Linked DNA regions of Mus musculus: all the other regions are linked to region 3. Evidence: chromatin loops called from intact Hi-C (ENCODE). Cell type or tissue: heart. All regions are shown on one strand. Each heading gives the region's core, and the rest is flanking DNA. Links, peaks and the distances in the headings are about the cores only.

What was found. Hi-C counts contacts between places; a loop is a spot of excess contacts. Peaks named below come from ENCODE experiments on the same cell type or tissue, not always from the same donor. Only the 100,000 strongest peaks of a DNase experiment are listed, where the experiment ranks them.
Region 1: it touches region 3 in a loop (3.0-fold over the local background); 8 of 42 quality-filtered maps call a loop at or near these places.
Region 2: a loop joins it to region 3, with 2.4 times the contacts of the local background. A loop is called at or near these places in 12 of 42 quality-filtered maps.

Annotation. Positions count from the first base shown.
Region 1 is chr3:33,796,423-33,803,823 of GRCm38, forward strand. It overlaps Ttc14 (tetratricopeptide repeat domain 14), which reads left to right and starts at 3,761. Exons shown (of 12, transcript NM_027619.4): 1 at 3,761-4,014; 2 at 4,534-4,658; 3 at 4,769-4,968; 4 at 6,437-6,521; 5 at 6,653-6,782; 6 at 7,028-7,183. The coding sequence starts at 3,857. In heart, for the core only: a CTCF peak has its summit at 3,493 (motif pointing left); DNase peaks (open chromatin) are centred at 3,399 and 3,699; H3K4me3 peaks cover 2,388 bases; H3K27ac peaks cover 1,643 bases.
Region 2 is chr3:33,952,424-33,959,824 of GRCm38, forward strand. It overlaps Gm23175 (a small nucleolar RNA gene), which reads right to left and starts at 6,777; the gene lies at 6,646-6,777. In heart, for the core only: no CTCF peak of the experiment used is centred there; a DNase peak (open chromatin) is centred at 4,008; H3K4me3 peaks cover 934 bases.
Region 3 is chr3:34,077,660-34,085,060 of GRCm38, forward strand. Dnajc19 (DnaJ heat shock protein family (Hsp40) member C19) reads right to left here and starts at 3,695. Exons shown (of 6, transcript NM_026332.4): 1 at 3,527-3,695; 2 at 2,572-2,623; 3 at 2,425-2,498; 4 at 1,546-1,625; 5 at 1,116-1,186. The coding sequence starts at 3,529. In heart, for the core only: no CTCF peak of the experiment used is centred there; a DNase peak (open chromatin) is centred at 3,682; H3K4me3 peaks cover 2,246 bases; H3K27ac peaks cover 1,481 bases.

The DNA.
Region 1 (7,401 bases), core at 1,590-6,589, 280 kb before region 3:
ATACACTTCTGTTACTGTTCAGTGTGGCTGCCTTATTTCAACTACATTTGTGATATTGCTAAATAAATCATGAAGTTAATATGTTTCTCTTTTCCCGTTTTTCCTTCCTTCCTTACTTCCCTTTCTTTCTCTGCAACCCTCTGAAACAGTGTGTTTATATAATGAGAATGCCTGTTAGTGGAAATAGCCCTACCTTTTTAATTTCACATTGTGGTCTCCAGAACACATCTGACTTTTCACATTTTCCTGCCCCATGTGTAGAGCCCACTTACCTAACTGCTCATTTCCTAACTCCCCCAGCGACTCTACTACCCTCGGCCTAAAGATCTGAGGCCACATTTTTTTTTTATCCATTCCTCTATTGAGGGGCATCTGGGTTCTTTCCAGCTTCTGGCTATTATAAATAAGGCTGCTATGAACATAGTGGAGCATGTTTCTTTCTTACTAGTTGGAACGTCTTCTGGATATATGCCCAGGAGAGGTATTGCGGGAGCCTCAGGTAGTACCATGTCCAATTTTCTAAGGAACCGCCAGACTGATTTCCAGAGTGGTTGTACAAGCTTGCACTCCCACCAACAATGGAGGACTGTTCCTCTTTCTCCACATCCTCGCCAGCATCTGCTGTCACCTGAATTTTTGATCTTAGTCATTCTGACTGGTGTGAGGTGGAATCTCAGGGTTGTTTTGATTTGCATTTCCCTGATGATTAAGGATGCTGAACATTTTTTCAGGTGCTTCTCAGACATTCAGTATTCCTCAGATGAGAATTCTTTGTTTAGCTCTGAGCCCCATTTTTTAATTGGGGTTATTTGATTTTCTGGAGTCCACCTTCTTGAGTTCTTTATATATATTGGATATTAGTCCTCTATCTGATTTAGGATAGGTAAAGATCCTTTCCCAATCTATTGGTGTCCTTTTTGTCTTATTGACGGTGTCTTTTGCCTTACAGAAGCTTTGCAGTTTCATGAGGTCCCATTTGTCAATTCTCGATCTTAAAGCACAAGCCATTGCTGTTCTATTCAGGAATTTTTCCTCTGTGCCAATATCTTCGAGGCTTTTCCCCACTTTCTCCTCTATAAGTTTCAGTGTCTCTGGTTTTATGTGGAGCTCCTTGATCCACTTAGATTTGACCTTAATACAAGGAGATAGGAATGGATCAATTCGCATTCTTCTACATGATAACCACCAGTTGTGCCAGCACCATTTGTTGAAAATGCTGTCTTTTTTCCATTGGATGGTTTTAGCTCCCTTGTGGAAGATCAAGTGACCATAGGTGTGTGGGTTCATTTCTGGGTCTTCAATTCTATTCCATTGGTCTACTTTTCTGTCACTATACCAGTACCATGCAGTTTTTATCACAATTGCTCTGTAGTAAAGCTTTAGGTCAGGCATGGTGATTCCACCAGAGGTTCTTTTATCCTTGAGAAGAGTTTTTGCTATCCTAGGTTTTTTGTTATAATGGAGTACTACTCGGCTATTAAAAAGAATGAATTTATGAAATTCCTAGGCAAATGGTTGGACCTCGAGGGCATCATCCTGAGTGAGGTAACCCAATCACAAAAGAACTCACATGATATGTACTCAAAGATAAGTGGATATTAGCCCAGAAACTTAGAATACCCAAGATATAAGATACAATTTGCTAAACACATGAAACTCAAGAAGAACGAAGACCAAAGTGTGGATACTTTGCCCCTTCTTAAAATTGGGAACAAAACACCCATGGAAGGAGTTACAGAGACAAAGTTTGGAGCTGAGAAGAAAGGATGGACCATCTAGAGACTGCCCTATTCGGGGATCCATCCCATAATCAGCCTCCAAATGCTGACACCATTGCATACACTAGCAAGATTTTGCTAAAAGGACCCTGATATAGCTGTCTCTTGTGAGACTATGCTGGGGCCTAGCAAACACAGAAGGGATGATCTCAGTCAGCTATTGGATGGATCACAGGGCCCCCAATGGAGGAGCTAGAGAAAGTAGCCAAGGAGCTAAAGGGATCTGCAACCCTATAGGTGGAACAACAATATGAACTAACCAGTACCCCGGAGCTCTTGACTCTAGCTGCATATGTATCAAAAGATGGCCTAGTTGGCCATCACTGGAAAGAGAGGCCCATTGGACTTGCAAACTTTATATGCCCCAGTACAAGGGAACGCCAGAGCCAAAAAGGGGGAGTGGGGGGGAGGGGAGTGGGGGGGGAGGGTATGAGGGACTTTTGGGATAGCATTGGAAATGTAAATGAGGAAAATACCTAATTTAGAAAAAAAAAAGATCTGAGGCCACACCTTAGGTAGCCACATTAACCTTCAGTGTTATAGCTTTATGCCTTTATTCTTATCTGTCTTCCACAAACAAACAGAGTCACTCCGAGCCAGGGCGTATTTTCATCTTTAGAGTCTAGTGTTTGTTACAGGATATACATATGTGTTTACTATTTTTTGTTTGTTTTTTGGTTTTTGTTTGTTTGTTTGGTTGGTTGGTTGGTTTTTCGAGACAGGGTTTCTCCGTGTAGCCCTGGCTATCCTGGAACTCACTCTGTAGACCAGGCTGGCCTGGAACTCAGAAATCCACCTGCCTCTGCCTCCCAAGTGCTGGGATTAAAGGCGTGCACCACCACGCCCGGCTTATGTGTTTACTTTTAAGATGAAATTTGAAATCACAGTAAAAGTAGGGTTAGAAACCAAGCAGTGAAAATCTGTTTGGAATATTCTGCTTTCTTCATTTCCTTCACCATTTTCGTACCCTGTACCACCCCCTCCCAACAGTTCATTAAACTATTCATATTTCTTTAAAGTTTCTTGGAGAGTTTTTAAGTTAAAAAAAATGTAGGTGGGGTTGTAGCTCAGTGGTAGAGAGAATCCTTGGCTAGCATGCTGAAAACCCAAGCACTAACCAACTCCCTCACTTTCCATTGTACCCCCTCTGGTCTGGTCAACTATCCAGTGTCCTGTCCCTTTCAAAAATCACGTATTTGTCACGAAAGAAAATGAATTCGAAACCCCTGTAACTGGAAAACAAACAAACAAACAAAACAAACAAAAAAACAAACAAAAAACAAACAAACAAACAAAAGCCCTGATGGTATGGGTGTGGTGCCCAGGTGTAGAACAAAGTTGTGTGGGGTTATGGGTTACACTCGGTGTAGAGCTAGCACTGAAGTGTAGCCAGCAAACGCTGGCCAGTTTTAAGTAAGCCACCTAAAGCACTCGGTACCAGTGTGTACCAGGCAGCCCACAGATATCACCCTAGTAGTAGGCAGCTTATCCTAAAACTCCTACAAAGCCACGCCAGAACAGAGCATGCGCGCTGCGCTTTAAAGCTCTCCGGGCTGGTGACAGCCACATCCCTCTAAAAGGCAGCGAGAAACAAGGTGGACACGCCTCCAGCCGCCGCCAAGTCAACTGTAGGTCCTTGTCTGTCTGCCCCACGTCGGTCTAGCAGGCAGCTTTCCTGCGACCGCCACCTTGAGGCAATCCTGAGGGGACGCGGGCGCCGCCCCGGGCAGACAGGACTGAGGAAACTTCCTCCGCGGCCGCCCAGCCACCCTTGCACCGCTGAACTCGGCAGCACCCGGTGAAAAAGAGACCGGAGCTCTGGCCTTGGCGACCTAGGAACCACACAGCCCGACGTACGTGCTAAGCTCAGGCGTCCCCACACGTCACACCTCCAGCCTTACTCCGCCCTCGGCGCCAGACCCGCTTCGCGCTTCCTGCGGGTTCCCGTAGTCCCGCCAGGTCTCGCGAGACTGAGGCAGCTCGCCGCCGCGAGCGCTTCCGGGAGGTTAGCGCGTCCGGGCAGCTTCCCTCGGCTTGCGGGAGCGCGGGCTCGGACGCCGGAGCCTGGCGGGCTCGCCATGGACCGCGACTTGCTGCGGCAGTCGCTGGGCTGCCACGGCCCGGCCCTGCTGTCGCTGCTGCGGAGTGAACAGCAGGACAACCCGCACTTCCGGAGCCTGCTGGGCACGGCGGCCGAGCCAGCCCGCGGCGCGGCGCCTCCTCCGGGAGCCGGCAGGTATCGGGGCCGTGACCCGGGCCGGGGCGCGGGGCGGACAGGAGGGACCGAGCCCCGGGGTGTGTGACCAGGCACTGGCTCCGGGCTGAATGGCCGGGATGCGCCTTCCGAGCCGCCGCCAAAGCTTCCCTGCTCCCGTTTCCAGAGAGAACGGGCTTAAAACTTCTTCCGGAACTCAGTGGGTAAAGTCACTTTCCATCGAGCGGCCTGACCTGACCGATTCCCAGGCTTCGCAAGGGTAGGCGAGAACCAATCCCAGCCTTGTCCTATGATCCCCCAGTTGCACACGGTGGCACATGGACGCCACATCACAGCACTAAATAAATGCATACTGAAAAGCTAAAATAAATAAAACTTCCCCTGGAGACACTAAGCAGGGTTGGGTGATGAAAACTGCCGTACACGAGTTTGGATGTATGAGAGCGTGGATCAGTGAAAAAAAAAAAAAAAAATATATATATATATATATATATATATATATATATATATGTACATGTATATAGTCACCTTTCTTTTAAGGAAAGAGAAGAGAGTTGACAACATTGAAATACAAAAATTCATCTCTAAAAAAGCGGATCTGCTTTTTGCACTGTCTTGGAAATCAGACGCATCTCCACCCTCTGAAGTGCATGACGACAATGACAGTAAGTTTAGTCTGAGAAGCTTTTCAAGATTTACTGGTTAGTTTAAAGCATTTTATCAAAGGAGAAGGAAGTCAGAATGATCGTGGTGATTTGGTTTTATTTTATTCCAGATCTTTATGCGGTCATGCCACCCTTAGAGCAGTTCATGGAGATGCCAAGCATGGACCGGAGAGAGCTCTTCTTCCGAGATATTGAACGTGGTGATATAGTGATTGGAAGAATTAGCTCTATTCGGGAGTTTGGTTTTTTCATGGTGTTGATCTGTTTAGGAAGTGGCATCGTGAGAGATATTTCGCACTTAGAAATCACAGTAAGTCACTCTACACTCATCCCATGCAAAAATTATGTGCTTATCCAAGTCTGTTTACATTTACCTGGTAGGATATTGGGGGGGGAGGGTTAAAGATAAGCTGAAAAAAAAAAAAAAAAACAGTAGTTGTTCTTACCAAAAGCCTTAGAGAGCTGGACATTGACAGTACATGCCTTTAACCCTAGTTCTCAGGAGGCAGAGGTGGGCTGAACAGAGGTGGGTTCAAGGCCAGCCTGATCTCTATAGTGAATCCCTATCAAAAAAAAACAAGTACTAGAGTGTTACGTTTCCTCCATTGTGGGTGTTTCAAGGTTTGGAGAACTCTGTTTGCAGGTCAGTCTCCTTTTTGACATCATAGAGATTAGTGGTTGTGATGATGTTCATTGGTATTCTGAACAGATATCTTGTGGTTAAACATATGCTTAATAATTGCACATTAGATGTTCGTATGTAAGTAATCTAGCAAGTCCTTCCTATCATATTAAACATATAACATTCTCTCTCTCTCTCTCGCTGTAATAACGTGCTTGCCTCCGTTTGGAGTGCTTCACCCCAACACTGTTCATGTCGGCTCTCTGTCTCACCATGTGAAGAGAAGACATATACAACAGGAGGGTGCACACCTCATTTAAAATGCTAATAGCTTTTGTGTCTTGGTTTTTGGGTTTTTTTTGTTGTTGTTGTTGTTGGTTTGGTTTTGGTTTTTTGGGGTTTTGTTTGTTTGTTTGGTTTTGGTTTTTTGAGACAGGGTTTCTCTGTGTAGCCCTGGCTGTCCTGGAACTCAGAAATCCGCCTGCCTCTGCCTCCCGAGTGCTGGGATTAAAGGAGTGTGCCACCACTGTATCTTGGTTCTTAAAGCTAAAAAACAAGTTTTATTGTGGTTGGACACAAAATGTAACAAAAAAAAATTCTTAAATTTAAGTCACTGACATGTCTGTTAACAGTTGTTTAAAGCCATCAAAAAGAATGAAAGTATGCTGGATGGCCTGAAAGACCCTGTCTCTGATGAAATAAGGCAAACACAGAAAGACAGATATCACATGTTCACATTGTGAATACTGAAAAAGACAGTAGACTAGAGTGGCCAGAGTCAGAAAAGGGGGAGAGGACTGAAGGAAAGTAGGTAACTGCAGCTGGATTAGGATGAGGTGTTCTGGAGCACAGGAGGGTGGCTAGTCTATGACCAGAAAAGAATCTGAAGACTAAACCCAAAGAAATGGTATCTGTCTATTACTAATTATACCAATAGGATAATGGTATATGTGTATTGATTTGCTACCCTGTAAACACTATATAATTGTACCCTGTAAATATGTATAATTATGGATTCTTAAAAAGGAAATAGTGTTAGACTTAGACTTATCATTGTTAATGTGCAGTATTACCATTCATAATGAATAACTAAGATACGAGATACTGTTCTTGCCAGAGTCAAATGTGTGGTGTTTTCAAATACTTCTCCTTGCAGGCTCTTTGTCCCTTAAGAGATGTGCCTTCTCACAGTAACCATGGAGATCCTTTATCATATTATCAAACTGGTGACATAATTCGAGGTGATCAACTTCAACATACTAATTAAAATTTTCAAATTAATGTTGAAAATGTAGTTTAATAGAGGTAGGGTTTGAAAAGTTTATTTTTGTTTTCACTTTTTTATTGTTTGTTCCTTTTTTCTTCTTCAAAGCTGGAATCAAGGATATTGACAGATACCATGAAAAGCTTGCAGTATCTCTGTATAGCTCATCTCTTCCTCCACACATGGCTGGCATTAAACTAGGTGTGATCACTTCTGAAGAGCTTCCTTTGTACTACAGGTATTTATCTTTTATCTATTTCTAACAAATTACAACTGGAATTGCATTTTATAGCCTGTAAATTACTTTAAGCTTGGTAGACAGTTATAGCATAATAGTGCCTGTCTTTTGTGTACAAAAGTGGCATTAGTGTTTAACCCTCCTAGAGTCACATTTCTAGTAAAGTCGGGTGTGCTCCTTACTGTTTGTGTTTCTGATTTTTTTCTTTTTCTTTTTTTTTTCCTTTTTTTTTTTATTTTACAAAGGAGGAGTGTTGAACTAAATAGTAATTCTTTGGAGTCCTATGAAAATATCATGCAGAGTTCTCTGGGATTTGTTAATCCAGGAGTAGTTGAATTCCTTCTAGAGAAACTAGGAATAGATGAATCTCATCCACCGTCTTTAATGAGAGGCCTACAAAGGTAAAAGTAGATCTGCATTCTCTTAGCTGATAAAGGTGGTGAGGGGTGTGGATTAGCTCAGAGGCTACATAGCTGAAGAACACGTTGACCGTAGCAATAGGAATATACTGAAGGTTGAGTGAAGTGAGCCTATCTCCTCCTGGTCTGGATGCTAAGCAATGCTAGGAATATGCCATTTGACCCAAGTAGAGGAGGAAACAGAAAAGTTCATATATATG
Region 2 (7,401 bases), core at 1,590-6,589, 130 kb before region 3:
GTTCTAGGCTTGGAGCACCCCAGCCCAGGCCTCGTTTCAGATTTCTATGACTCAAGTGTTGTATAAGCTGAGGAAGTAGATGTTTCCATGGAATGGAAAAAATGAGGCCCAAACCTTATGGAGAATGAACTTGCACAGAGGGGCTTTGGAATTGGGAAGCAGAGTGAGGCGGGCTTCACATGAAAGTTTAGGTTTTACTCTGACTGCAGAGGAATGCAATTTACAATTTGAAAGTATCTTTCTGTGTGCTGTGTAGAATATGGACACAGGGAATGAAAAAGAATCAAACAGCTTTTAACTTCTACTTCAGTCAAGAGCTGCTTGGCTAGACATGTGTTATTTGGTGTGTGTGTGTGTGTGTGTGTGTGTCTGTGTGTCTGTGTGTCTGTGTGTCTGTGTGTCTGTGTGTCTGTGTGTCTGTGTCTGTGTGCGCGTGTAGAGGTTAGACTAAAACTTTCAGAAGTGAGTTTTCTCCTTCTCTCTTGTTTTTAGTCTGGGTCTCTCTTGCTTCTGTTAGTGTGCATACTTCAAGCCAGCTGACCTGCTGGCTTCGAATGTTTGGATTCAAATGTGTGGAGAGCGTTTGGGGGCCACTTGGTAGGAATCTGACATTGGGCCAGGACAAGGAAATGGGCTTCAAGCAGGAATCTGACATTGAGCTATGACAAGGAAGTAAGGTTAAGCAAGAATCTAATTTTAGGCTAGAACAGGGAAGTAAGTTCAGGCAGGAATCTAATTTTAGGCTAGAACAAAGAAGTAGCTTCAGGCAAGAATATGACTTTGGGCTAGGACAGGGAAGTAGGCTTAGATATCTTGGTCATCCTGATAAGCCCTTAGAAACCATGATCACGGGAGTGATCATGGGACTTTGTTTATTGCCTTGCTTGTTCCTTGACTATTTGTGTTTATTGTCTTGCTTGTTCCTCAACCTAGAACTGATCTTAGTACTTGCATGTAATTAAAATGGTATAAAAGCAGATTAGGAAAAAATAAACCTGCCTCAGAACTGGCTGGGGTCATGTTACAATGTTGTCTAATTGACTTTTTTCTTTTTAATCCTCACTTCTGCGCTGGAGGGAGAACCTGTTGACTGACTGAGCTGGCTTGGTCATGCACGCTTTTGCATCTGGACCTTTTGGGGGGAGGGGGTTCCAGGCATCCCCAGCAAGTACCTTCTTCACCCAGGGAGTCGCCTCACTAGGCTTCAGATTAGAAAGAAATTTTGAAGATGAAGAAAAAGAATAACCAACTACCCACATTTGAAAGACAATCAGTCAAAAGATGGGACCATTTATGGTCAGGGTAAAGCCAGGTAGATGGGGGGAGTAACAGGGGATGCAGTCCATGGCTAGCCATTTAAGAAGAAATGAGATAACTGCATGAACATGGGGCACAGTGAGGCTCTAAGTACAGGATCCGAGCATCCTATGCTAGAGGATGGGTAGGATTCAAAGCCCGGATGGGATTACCTAAGAGGGGCATCAGGTGCAGTGAGAGAGCTGTGTGCTCAGAGCCCTGCAGCTTCCTCTCCAGCAGGCAGCCTTCTGGGGAGCAGGGAAACTCCGTGATTGTTTCCACACAATATAACAGATGATGATGCACATTTCAAACAGAGACTAGAAAACAAGGCAAACAGGTGCGAACAGGCAGCAGATGTTTATTCCGTATTTGTAACTGTTCACCATTTGAAAATAGCGATGATGAGGCCAGGGAGGTGGGTCTGCAGGGGCAGGTGATCGACTCTCACAAGTTCTCTGACCTCCATACAAGTATTCATGTCAAACACACAATAAATAAATGGACAAATGTAAAATAGTGATAATGTTGGTATTGTTAGATAGATAGAGGCTCAGTCAGTAAAGTGCCCACCTTGCATGCATGAGGACCTGACCCTGAACCCTGTTTATTTGTTTGTTTGTTTTAAAAACCACAAGTGGTGAAGAAGGCAGTCAGGAGGAAGATGCTAGGGCCACAGCTGAGCCACACGTGTGTTAAGGGTAGTGACAGTCCCAACAGCCAGTCTTGTAGAGGGTGACAGCCTGCATCACTCTCATAGCATACTGGAATAAAGAAAAAGAGAAGGGAGGGAAGGAAGGAAGGAAGGGCTATGACGTCATCCACTGAAATTGCTAGTAGTTCCCCAGAGAAGTCTGCTTAAAGTCTAAGCTATAATTGAATTTATAACAATTGCACATTTTTCTAACGTCACATTGTAGCCCAATTACATCACTTTTGTGCCCTGCCACCACTGTGGGACTTTTTACGAGTACTAAATTCTGTCCTGGTGTGGGAGTACACACATCCAGCACAAAAGAATCACGAGTTCTGAGCCAACCTGAGCAGCATAGTGAGTCTAAGGTCCACCCGTCTTCTTGTGGGCGTTGGAGGGGGTATATAAAAAATTCTGGCTACTTGAACTGTATCTCCATTCTGTCCCTTTGATCCACAGACCATTCACTAACACAGCCTCTGACACTGTAATCTGCCAGTACGAAGGACCCAGGGTGCCTTTTGTTTTGAGGTGGGGGTGGGGGATGGAGGGTTGGAGGGGGAGGGGTGGGGTGGGTGGAGAGAGGGGGTCCGGACTGGGGAATCAAAGTCAACTTGTAGACCCACTTGTTCTGCACTCAGCTGCGATTGGAATTCCCCTGTGGTTTGTATTGTTGTTAATTTGACCCTGTTTGCCTAGACTTTACTGTTTGGCTTTGGTTATCTGAGAGAAGCCCACGTCCTAGGGCTGTGGCTGGCTTCCACACCTGATTTGGTGGTCCGAACTTCGCTCATTGTTGTGACTGTTTTGCTAGGCTCACAGTGGGCGTGGCTTTTCTCCAACTAGCCCTCCGTTTAACTACCCCATGCTGGGGAGAGAGGTGTTACTGCTTCAGCACTGCGGCTGGTCTGCACTTAAGAAACTTGTTACAATTTGTCCAAACACACCTTCTAATGACAGGGATGGTGTAAAGAAGCTAATGACAGATCAGAGGCTCCAGCCTTGTAACCTCACACCTGTCAGAAGTGGCTGCCTACTGACCTGCAATTACGCTATTATGGGAATGTTCCACACTAAACTACTCTGAGAACTGGTGAAACTAACTTAAAGGTTTTAAACTATACTCTTCATGTATTCATTAACAACGCTCATGGGATGTCTATTCGGTGTAAGGGCTACAACAATCATCAGCAGATGAAGGCCAATAGCTTTGTGTGGAAGGCAGAAAATTAAATAATTTCTGCAAAATGGTACGGATGCTCTATTATAGCAAGTTCCAGGGGGCAGTGGGTATCCCTGGGGAGGAGCGTCTTGTGTATCGACTTTGAGGCGCCTTGGTGCCATTACTGATGGAGCAACTGAGATATGCATAATTTTATTGCCACTTGGCTTTTATGTATTCAATCTAGAAGTCTCTTCCTAAAAACAGATGAGATGGAAGCCTGCAGGTTCACTTCCTGTTAGTTTAAAACAATTTCTGAAACGGTACACTTTATGCAGTTTCTTTTGGCTCACAGATTAGGACACAGAAAAACTTCAAGAAGCTGTCGGGCCACCTGCCCAGCTTCAGGTGAGAACCCCTGGTGGCTCAGCTCACTGAACAGGAAGCGCAACACAGCGTGGTCGAGAGACTGGGGGAGGTACCAAGATCACTTTGTGCTCGCAAGGTAGCCAATCCAGCCCTGCAAGGGAATTCTTTAAGGGGACATTCTAATCCTTCTAAAAGGTTCCAGTGCCTGGCAACCTCCATAGGAATTCTGCCGGGCACCAAGAATCCCACAGCAAGTTCATCAACTACCTCTTTCCTACTTCACATCCGTGATGAGAGAGGAGCCACAGGTGTGAGAGGACTGAGAGGCACCAGGCTCACTCTGCATCCGCCTGTGCTCAGCTGGACAGGATCAATCTATTCTCTGGGCAAGAACCCTGTGATGTAAACTGAGAAAGGGCAGGAGATAAGCAGGGCGGTACTAACTCAAGGGCAGCAGGCAACGGTGCGGGGTTGGGTCAGGGGAAAATGACGCATTAGGACTTGCTGTACTTCTCCTGTCCTCTAGATGGCAGCAGCGGAACGAAATAGAGAAAACCTGTTTCCATAGAAACAGTCCGCGTCTTCTACACAAAAATAATCTTAGGGCGTTATTTGAAACAAGGTCTTTAAGTTGTTTTCTATAGACACCGAGGTACTTCTGTGGTGTTTCAAGAGTGAAAAATCAGTACACAAACATCCTAAAGATTGTTCAGCTCCTCAGGCCACCAATAATCGACATCAGTATGGATTTTCTCTTATACCAAGAATACCTCTGAGATATGCTTTGTAGTGTCTCACAGATTTACATCTGGAAGCTGAGACATCAACACTGAATGTGAAATGTAGTTTGAAAGTTAACGGAAACCCCTCCTATGAAAGACCAAGTAATTGCATGAGTAAACAGGAAATGAACCTGCAGTACAGAGGGCAGAACCCATCACACCACAAGAAGGCTGAAAGCTCTTGGTGGCTTCAAAAAAGAACTTCCAGAGACTGTAGCTTACCCAGAGGTTATATTTTTATTTTTGCACGCATCCAGGCTGTGGTACCAAGGATCTCTAAGGGTTTGATACCTCAAAAAGTTACACCTCTGTATTCATAGACAAATTTAGGATGTGCCATTCTGTCTGCCTCCAAGTCTCTCAAAGGTGCCATTTGGATCCAATGGAATGATTTTAGTGCTGGAATAAAAAGCATGCATATATATGCGCACGTGTGTGTGTGTGTGTGTGTGTGTGTGCGTGTGTGTGTGTGTTTACATGGTGCTGGAGATGGATTCTAAGACTCGGTGGGTGCTAGACAAGCACTCAGTGAGAATTAACCAGTCAGAGTCTTTGGGAAAGTAGTTCAGCAATGCAAAACTGGAATTTTAATATTCTGTCTTTTCTTTGCTCCAATCGTAGCTTCTGAGAGGGGAAAAATCAGGAAGGTGGAAGGGTTACGTACAAACACGATCTCCGTTCTGTGGCGTTAACGATGAGCTAACTGGAGGTGGTGCGTAGTGGAGACTGCCTTGCAGTAGCAGGCAGAGTGGATCCAGTCATAGGTCCGCATTTGTCATGTTCTCTGAGAGGCACTGGGTACCCTCCAGTGGATGGCTGGGAACCTAACCTCTCTGTGACAGTGTGACATCAAGGCAAAAAGGGTTGGAAGCTTAGCTGATGGAGCACCTGCATCGCAAGCACAAAGACCTGGGTTCTGTCCCCGGCACCACATCAACAGAGTGGGCTGGCATATGCCTTTAACTCCAGCACTCAGGAGGTAAAGGCAGGAAGATGAGAAGTACACGGTCATCCTCAACTATGTTGTGCGTTCAAGATCAGCCTGTGACACCAGACCAAGGACTGGCTAGAGGCAGAGAGTTATCAAGCACACAGCACCACACCCATCTTTGTCTGTCTAAAGCGGCTCCTGGAGGTTAACTCAGATCCTCATGCCGACACGTCCAGCCGCTGACAGACTGGGCTGACTTCCTACTTCTGAATCTTTTCATTTTTAAGAATGTCTAAACTGCTAGGAAAAGACCGTGAGGCCTCAACACTACACAAAGAACTACAGGCAACTGAGGAATGCCAAGCTGTAGAAATAGTCTTCCCCGAGGAAAATCACGTGAAGTGATTATCCGAATCAGTCAGCCCTGAAAACGTGCATACAAGTAACATTATACTGAGCAGGCTGTGCTTATGTGTGTAGGATCCATATGTATATCCATATCCATATAGGCATGTAACCTCAATTAATGACATTAAGAGGCAGGGCTAGCTCTCCCGTGCTCATGCCCTCAGGGCTGGCTTATCTGCAATGCCCACAGCTAAGGCTAGCTCTACTGCGTTGTTCAGTAGAGGTATAGGGCCAGATCTCCTGAGTGCTACAACAGGTGAGGGTAAGAGTCCACTCTCCTACTCTCATGACCCCAGGACCAGATCTCTCTTGTCCATGCCAAAGCAAACTGCACCAGAGTCAAGTGGCAGGGCCAACTTTCCCATGTTGGTGTTGTCAGAGCTGGCTCAACCTGCAACTCCTGAAACGTGCGGGGCTGGTTCTTCCAAGTACTGCAGCTGGCTGAGGGTGGGTTCCGCTCTCCTGTTCTGTGTCCCTAGGGCCAGCTCTTCCACAATGCCCAGGCAAGTGATGAGGCCAGTTCCACACAGCCCTCATGCATCAACATTTCCCCAGACCGAAGCCCAAACTAGGAATTAGGTGTCTGCCTGGTCTTTGGTAGTAACAGACCCCCTTCTGCTGCAGGGCCATGGACCCAGATGTAGCCCCTAGTGGCAGCACAAGCCAGGACCCCACCATGGTTCCAGATGGCATCACTGGCTACTCACATCAGGCTGTTCCTCACTACCCTCGAGTCTCTAGTTCTGCCTCTCTTCTGTGCCCACATCCTTCTGTTTCTCTCTCTCTCTTCCATTTCTCCACCACTTACTTGCTTAATGGTACTCAGAGTATCTGAGTGCTAGACTCATCTCAGGAGTGCTATGCCTCGCCCATGCATTATGGCACCAGGCAGGCGTCATCTCTGGTGTGGTCTGCCACCTCCCCACCTCCAGGCCTGCATGATGTCCAGACTCCATGGCACCAGACTGTTGGTTATCTCGGGCTTGCTTTTTTTTCAGGGAGGTAAGTTAGGCTGCTAATCATTCAGATGTTCGTAGGAAAGAACACTGAGCATACTCATAGCGTCTCTCCCCTCTGCCACCTTCTGATGCACATGTGACACAGCAGCCACATCTGCAATGCCTTCAGTGGCAGGTAAGTGTTTTGTTTTGTTTTGTTTTGTATTTTTAAAGAGGAAAAACTAGAATAACCAAATTGGGTATGGTGGAACACGTCTGTAATATCAGCCTGTGGGAGACAGAGGCAGGAGTGTGGTGAGACTGAGGGCAGCCTGGGCTACATGGTGAGACCAGGTGAAATCACTTGGTAAACCAAAGGCTTTCCTATCATTCAGTCGTAGGAAGCATCCAACACAGGAGGTCAGTTTCTTCTCAAAGTGGGTCTGACTACTGATCTATTTCATTGGAAATCTGCCATAGAAAGGGAGGGTCACACTGCTGCTTCAAAGCCTTGGTGAAACTGCTTGCGGCTTGGCCAGACATTGGATTGCTGCCATGCAGTGTGTGTGAAGCTCCACAGAACTGGTAACAATGACACTCGGTACTTCTGATGGTTGTATAAACACTTGCCCAAGAACCCAGAAACAAGGTCATTCATTCTCCCTTGCATGGTCAAAATGCCACTTTTGGTTGGAGACGGCTCAGTGGGTAAAGGCCTGTAAGCCTAGTGAGCCGAGTTCAAGTCCATGTAAATATGAGTGAATTGTATCAACTCCATAGTATTGCCATGCTATCTCCACATATGTGCCATGTTACATGCA
Region 3 (7,401 bases), core at 1,408-6,407:
CTCAAAATTAAAGGGTAAAATATCAGATCGATGGGAAATGAGATGTTTTCACACAAAAGTTTACCATTTTTCAGAAATCTTTTTTTCAGAAGTCTAAATAGGATTTGGCTCCTCCCACATACACACTTAACAGAACTCTATGCTTACTCATTACTGCATATGTGGATATAATCCACTGTTCTTCCCATAGGCTTCTAAGCTAATGTTGAAAGACTTATCTGTGTACCATTCTATAATGCTTCAGTTTTCCTCTCAATATTAGCTGACTCTTTGTAATGTCATCTAGATTTGCTGTCTACTAAAGTGATGGAGCAGTGTGGTCCTAACCCTATCAAAGAGGGGTCATCAAGAGGATTCTGGTAGAATGTGTATATGTGGACTCTACTACCATCCAGAACAGAATACTTCGAGGTCTGCAAGCTAAATTCTTTACATTGTGAAGTCACATACTAAACAGTTCTATTTAAATTTCATGTGCATGACAACAGATTTTTGTGGTCTGCTTAAAGAATCTGTTCTTACCAGTTAAAGCTACTTTGAAGTCTGTATTTGAATAAAAGCAAATACAGCTCATAGGTTTCCAAATAAGTATTCTGTCACAAGTGTCCACACATTAAGAGGCCCCTTAAGTTTTTCTTAATTAAAATTTAAACTTGGTTATTTATGAGTCTAAACAAAAATAATGCAAACCTAAAAAGTAAAACTCAAAACATAGCCGAGTTGGGGTGTGCTTCTTAAGCTCTGCTTTTGGGAATGAGGGAGGGTGGTCATAAGGTTTAGGCCAACCTTGGATGGCCTAAAAACAAACCAACCAAAATATCTAGCAGAACTGTAACCCGTTATTGGAAGACATTCTATCATAGACACAGAACCTAAAAGTAGTAGTAATGTTTACCGCTCCTGCCAAATCACAGTAGTTCTTACATTGTTGTTCATTATATCTTTATTTTGGTGAGACATGGTGTCACTGCAGAGAACGTCACCATATGTACTGAATTTCACTTAAGACACTACAATGTGATCCACAACTGGGAAACTGCTCACACACAGACATTCATAACACCAAGAATTAGCTATTCCATTAACAGTCCAGTATAGTAATAAAAGTTGCTTACCCTTGTCTGGGTGATTTAATAGCATAATCCGGCGATGAGCATCCCTGATCTTCCCTTTATTGGCAGTAGGGCTAATTTGAAAAGGAAAACATACTTGTTGCTTTAGTTTGCTTTAAGAAAACAAAACACCATGAACTATTACAGAAGTGAAGTTAAACATTGAGAACAGTAAAGCAACACAACTGAGAAGCTGTGTGTGAGACAGTAAAATGTGCTTCGTAAGAACCAAAAGTGCTTTAGATGTAGTTAACATCATAACCCTCATTCAACGCTTAGTTTGCATTCCAGAGTAGACTTTAGATTACTCCAGGCAGCAGTGAGCACTGTCCCAGTGTTACACGTGTGAGTTCTATCCCCAGCAACTACTTCATTCTCAATTACTACTAGGAATTACCTTACCCTACATCTCAGAACTGAGTAGACATCTTACCTTACACCTAATATTAATGCTGCTTCCCGTTTTGTCATTTTGGGTTCAAATCCACCTCTGTAGTACCCACCACCGAATGCCTGAAAGAAATTGAATTGGAAGAAAAGATTAATGAAGTAAATGGAAGTTGGTTAAATCTGTAAAAGAAGTGGTACATTTCAGGGAAGTACAAGTGTACTTCCCAAGGCACTTTAGCTTGACCAGGGGTAGCCAACTATTTTAAGATGTGTTAAACACCCATTTCTTGCAACTAAACTGGAACAGTGTCTTGAGAACATAAGATGGGAGGGGGGGAGGGGAGATGAGTGAATGGCAGCCACTCTCATCCATATTCCAGACAGAAACTTGATCCCCGTAAAACAGGAGTTTCAAAAGGTCTCAAAAGACGACCTGGAGATCTCGAAAAGATTCAAGGCAACAACTAAAATAAGACTTTATGGTAGGGACATTTATGCCATCAGAATCTTAACCTTAGTAGAGATCATGTACAACAAGGCCCTATGCTCCTGCCCAAGCTCCATGACATGGCCTCTCAAAGTCCTGACTAGCAGCAGCTTTGTGCTTTACACCCAGTTCAGAGCCGTTATCTAACATCGCTGCAAAGCTATCCTATGTGACAAAACACGAGGGAAGGCAGCTGGACAGATAAACCTGGGTCAACAGTATATGTAGTAAAATTAATTGCTAACTACCTGCTATCGTTCTAAATCTGCAAAGGCCACCCACCCTCAGTTGTCACATGTGAAAACCAACTCCCAGTGTGGCCCATTGCAAGGTTTACAACTCCACACTGAGCTCCATGGACCTGTGGAATTCACCTTACAGGCAAGCTCCAGGCTTCAAATACAGGCAAGTTAGTTAGCAAGAAGGTTCACTTACAGATTTTGGTAGGCTCTGAAAAACTTGTTTTACTTGAGGCTCCACATGCTTCATGGCTTGTAAAACATAACGGCCTAAAACCAAAAGCAACAGAATAAGCAAATCCATGCATAACCAGTCTGCTCCACCCCCAACCCACAGACAAACCTGCAAATCCTGCAGCAGCAATGGTCAACCCGACTGCTACCACTGTGCTGGCCTGTAATGGAGGAGAAGAGCAAGTCTTTACTACTCTTAATTGCTACCTATTCCGCAGCCAAACTCATTACGACCTTCATTTTGGTGAAAGGTGGGTTCTTTTTCCCTTTTGGGGCAGGATTAGGGATGGAACCTAGTGTGTGTCTCATGCTGGTAAGGTGCCTACAACTCCAGCCTTTCTCAAAGTTCCAACACTTTTATTCTGAGGTGGAGTCTTGCTAAAATTGTCCAGGCTGCCCACGAATTTGCGACTAGCTCTCTAAGCAACTGGGACTTTACAGAGTGCAGCACAGGGTCTGCTGGAAGAAACATTTTTTTTTCTAATAGAAATATGTCTTTAAAACTACTGCAGTTGGACGTGGTGCACATTGGCGGCTTGCATTTAGTCCCCGGACTTGGGAAACATTGGCAGGTGAATTTCTGTACGTTCTGGGACTTCCAGGACTACAAAGTGAAACCCTGTTTAAAAAAAAAAAATTAAACTACTGCAATTTTTATCCACAATTTATTGTCAGAGTATGGGATTTTCACCAAGAAGAAAAGGGTAAGTCATCTTTACCCACAACAGTAAGATGGTGATTTTTCAGCCATGGAAGAGAACTTTAACCCTTGGGCATTGGAACCCCTTTCTAGTTTAGACAAGACCGGTGAAAATAAGATTTCTGCTGGATTTGGAAACAGTGCTTGCAAAGGCTCCCTGATCCCATAAGGTATTTCCACCGTAAAGAGGGGAGGAGTGCGGAGATGGTAGTGGGGTAACAGCCCGACCTCCTAGGAGGCACAAACGTGTGCCTGCCTGCAAGCAGATAAGGGGTGTCAGCTGGAGCCACCGGAGGCCGGAGTAAAGGTCAGTCTCCGTATCCGCCCAGCGCCCCTTCGGAGCCCGTCAGCGCCGACCACTCACCATGACTCCACTCCGCGGCTCGGCACCGCGCGCTCATCCCAGCGCGAGCCCACCGCCACGGTACAGCTGTGGAGAACGACAGGGCCGAGCCAGCGATGCCGCCACTTCCACTAGCGCCGCGCAACACGGCAGCGGCGCCGTAAAGTGCGTCGGAACTGTCGCACAAAGTGCCGCACAAAGGGCCTCACCAACTCCGGTTGACGGAGAGGTCGGACTGGGGCGGGACTGGCCATGCCCTCTGCCCGGGATTCCTGACTTGCAAGTCCAATATCCGGCCCTAAAACAGGCTTTCCCGCTAAAACCTATCTCCCTAACTTTGCTTTATATAGGTTATTCCGCCCACCCCGTGGAAGTAGCGTTGTTTTTCACATGAGGCATTTATTTTGTCTTCTGTGCATCTTTTGCTACCCTGGGCTGTCGCCAGTAGATGTCAAGAAGCCACAAGGCTGATCTTCATGGCCTGCAGAGACATCTTTCTTCTTCTGGCTTGGAACGTAGTTAGATCTATAAACATCAGAAACGATATGGAAAATGATTTTTTCCAGTCTTTTTTTTTTTTCCATCTTCCTTCCTGATGTCTGCTTCAGGCTATGTAGATTTGTTCACTAAAAATACAGCTCCTGTTGTGTGTTCACCATGAATTTTTTCTCTCCTGTTTTAGCCTGACTTACTATTTGTGTAATTAAAAGAGCTTCTTGTACCTGTGTTGCTCACAGCATGTGGTTGTTTGGCCTAAGCATGGCAAATGCACTTGACTAGAAGGAAAGTGACTAGGAGCTGTCTTTTTGCATAAAGGCTGTAAGTTGTGAGAATATAAAAGCCATATGTGACCCCAAGGGAAGCTAGAAACTAAGGTAGCTGTTCTTTGTCAATGAATTCCTGTTAATCTTGCCAGTCTTCGCCTGCTACTTCCCCAAGCTTCTCCCCTTTGTTGTCAGAAGACCATTGTGTGAATGTATCATATTTTGCTTATCTTTCCGTTTCTCATGGGTTGTTTCTGTGGTGTAGCTGTGGGGAGTGTCATGTCTGTGGGCATGGATGTACAGAAACTAGGCAGAGACTTATTCCTTTCTCCTGGCTAGGTGGGCAGACATGAAATCCAGGCATGCTGTGAGGATTGGACTTTCACTTGTCGTGCTTTGAATCTGAGCTGTCTCTCAGAGGCTCATGCATGGATTCGTGTGTGTGTGTGTGTGTGTGTGTGTGTGTGTGTTTGTGTGTGTGTGTTAAGAACTCATGGCAGGGATGTGTTAGAGGTAGGGTATTGGGAAGGTAACTGGATCGAAAGGCTCTAAGAAGATGAGTGGATTGATCAGTTGGTTCTTGGCTTGGTGGATGGTGGGAGGTGATGGGGACGTAGCTGAATCATAGTTATGCGGAGCAGGTTCTTGTCTCTAGCTCCTCCCTTTCTTTGCTTCTTGGCCATCATTCATCTCTGCTGGTAGGTCCGACATTCCCCATCCTAAGGTTCTGCTTCACCACACATCCAGAAACAATGGGATCAGACGACTATGCCTTGTCAGCTCTGAGACTGTGAGCCAGTTATTTTTCCAATGTGAGGTAATTCTGTCAGTCATTTTGCCACAGCAAAGGAAAGGTGAGCAATGTAGTTACTGTTATATTCCTGAAAGGGAAGGTAGTTGGTGGATGAGGGCCTCGATCCACATCCATATTTGATAGTTTCTGGGTTTTTATTGAATTGCAGGCATCCTAATGAGTATGAGGTGGTAACTCATTGGACTTTTGACTTGAGTTTCTTTTGATCAATAATATGGAGTGCCTTTTTATATGCTTAATAAATATGTATATGCATCTTTGGAAAAAATGTCTATTCAAGTCTTTTGCCCTTGCCTTTTTTTGGGTAGTGATTTTTATTTGTTCAGATTCAGGAGTTCTCTGTGTGTTCTGGGTATCACTTCTCATTTATATGGTGTGCTATTATTTCTCCCATCTATGTGATGCATGTTTACTCTGCTGGTAGTGTGTATCGAGGTTCAGCATCCTAAAACTTTTTATAAAGTCCAGCTGTCTGGCTTTTTGGTTCTTTGTTGTTGTTCTGACCTGAGCCTTTGAGTCTCACACAAAACCATGGCATGAATGATTTGCCCTAGGTTTTCTTTTAGGGATTTTGTACTTTTCAGTTTTGATCCAGTCTGAGTTGCCTTTTCTGTTCAATACATTGGGCAAATGGCTCCCTCATTTTGCATACATGTGAGTAGTGTCCCAAGCACTGCTCGTGGAGATAGCTCTTTACTTTTTAAATGGTAGAGGTGAAGGAGAGATTTCAGAAACCGCCTGTGGGGAGAGTTCTAGTGAGCATCTGACATCTTTTGTTGTTGTTGTTGTTTTCTAGGACAACCATAACAAATTTCCACAGGCAGGGATGTTTATGAAATAGAAATGTTTTGGTTTTTCTTTTTTAATTCCAGAGGCTGAACATGTAAGATCAGGGCACTGGTGGGTGTAGTTTCTCTCCTAAGCAACTTGTAAAATTTAAAAAGGAGGAAAAGAGGAAAACTTAAAATCATCCTCTCAAAAGAAATACTTTACTTGCTTGCGGCCATTTCTGACTAGTCTTGTCTGGCTGAATGACAGCAATGTGTCAGAATTGCTCTTGGCTTTGCTTTCCCACTACTGAAAGCAAGTCCTTATCTCATGGAAGCAGTAACTGAATATTTCCAACTGATCACTGGTTTGGTTTACAAGCAAAGAAGTGATAACAGAAGTTAAATAGCAGCTAAGAAACCGCCCCCCAGGTGATGCTAACCGGGACTCATCTTTAATGCCAGATTTGAAGTTTGCTTTGCAAAGCTGGGGCCCCTTTTGTTCACGTTTGTACCACATCGTGAGGATGATAATATTTCTCTAGATGAAATTAAAAAAAATTGGTCAGGAGATACTGGGTAAATGATGTGTCACTTGATAGATGTTACGGTGGCCTAAGATGTCTCTCAAGGTACATGACAGTGAGAAGTTGCTCTCTTTTGGCCTGGCCTATTTCTGCAGAGGAACCTCTTTTGGAATGGGTTGGTTCTGGGTTTTCTGTTCTCTGGTTGGGTCAGGACTTCGGGCAGATGAGAGCATGGCTAGGACTCCACAATGCACACGCACTCTGACACATGCAGCAGGATGACCTGTGCTTTATCCGCTTTTCTAAAATGCATTGTTTGGTGAACCACATAGTGCATTGATTGTGCAACTAATGGAATATTTGAATATTTGGAAATTGTAATTGGTTTTGAAATGTACACTTAAATGTAAGTCATGCACAACACAGTGTTTGATCTGAATAAGAGAATTGTTCTTATGCTTTGGTCTTAACTATTCACTCCAATCCAGTACCTCAGCTATTCCATGGAATCCCAAGTGTGTCTTTAAAACCCTGATTGGTATACAGAGGCAGTGACTGCTTGCTATTCCATCCCTAGCTTTTTGAGGACACAGTTTTGATTTCCATAGCCACTGAGACTTTTCTGTGTCCCCTTAGAGGAAAGCTTCCAAAGGTGATGAGTTCAAATGTGACCTCTTCTCCTAAATACATTGAAGCTTTGCCACAATCTGCCTACATTTTTACCCAACTCTGATTTTAATGCTTGATATTAAAATCAGCTGACTTCAGGGGTCAAGTAGATGGGGTTTTGACAGCCTTCAGATCTGATTCTGTAGATCTAACACCATATGCTGAGATATGAGCAGCACCCAGAAATCAATTTAGGAATAATAACATCCCTGTTGTGGAGAGGTTTTCCTAGGCTTGATATTTTTCCATGGACGCAATGATGAGAGCTAGGTTGGCAGACACATTGGGCAATGTTGACTAAGCTGCTCTCCTGCCTCCAAGCCTCATTTGTAAAAGAAAATGTTGAAATGGGTCT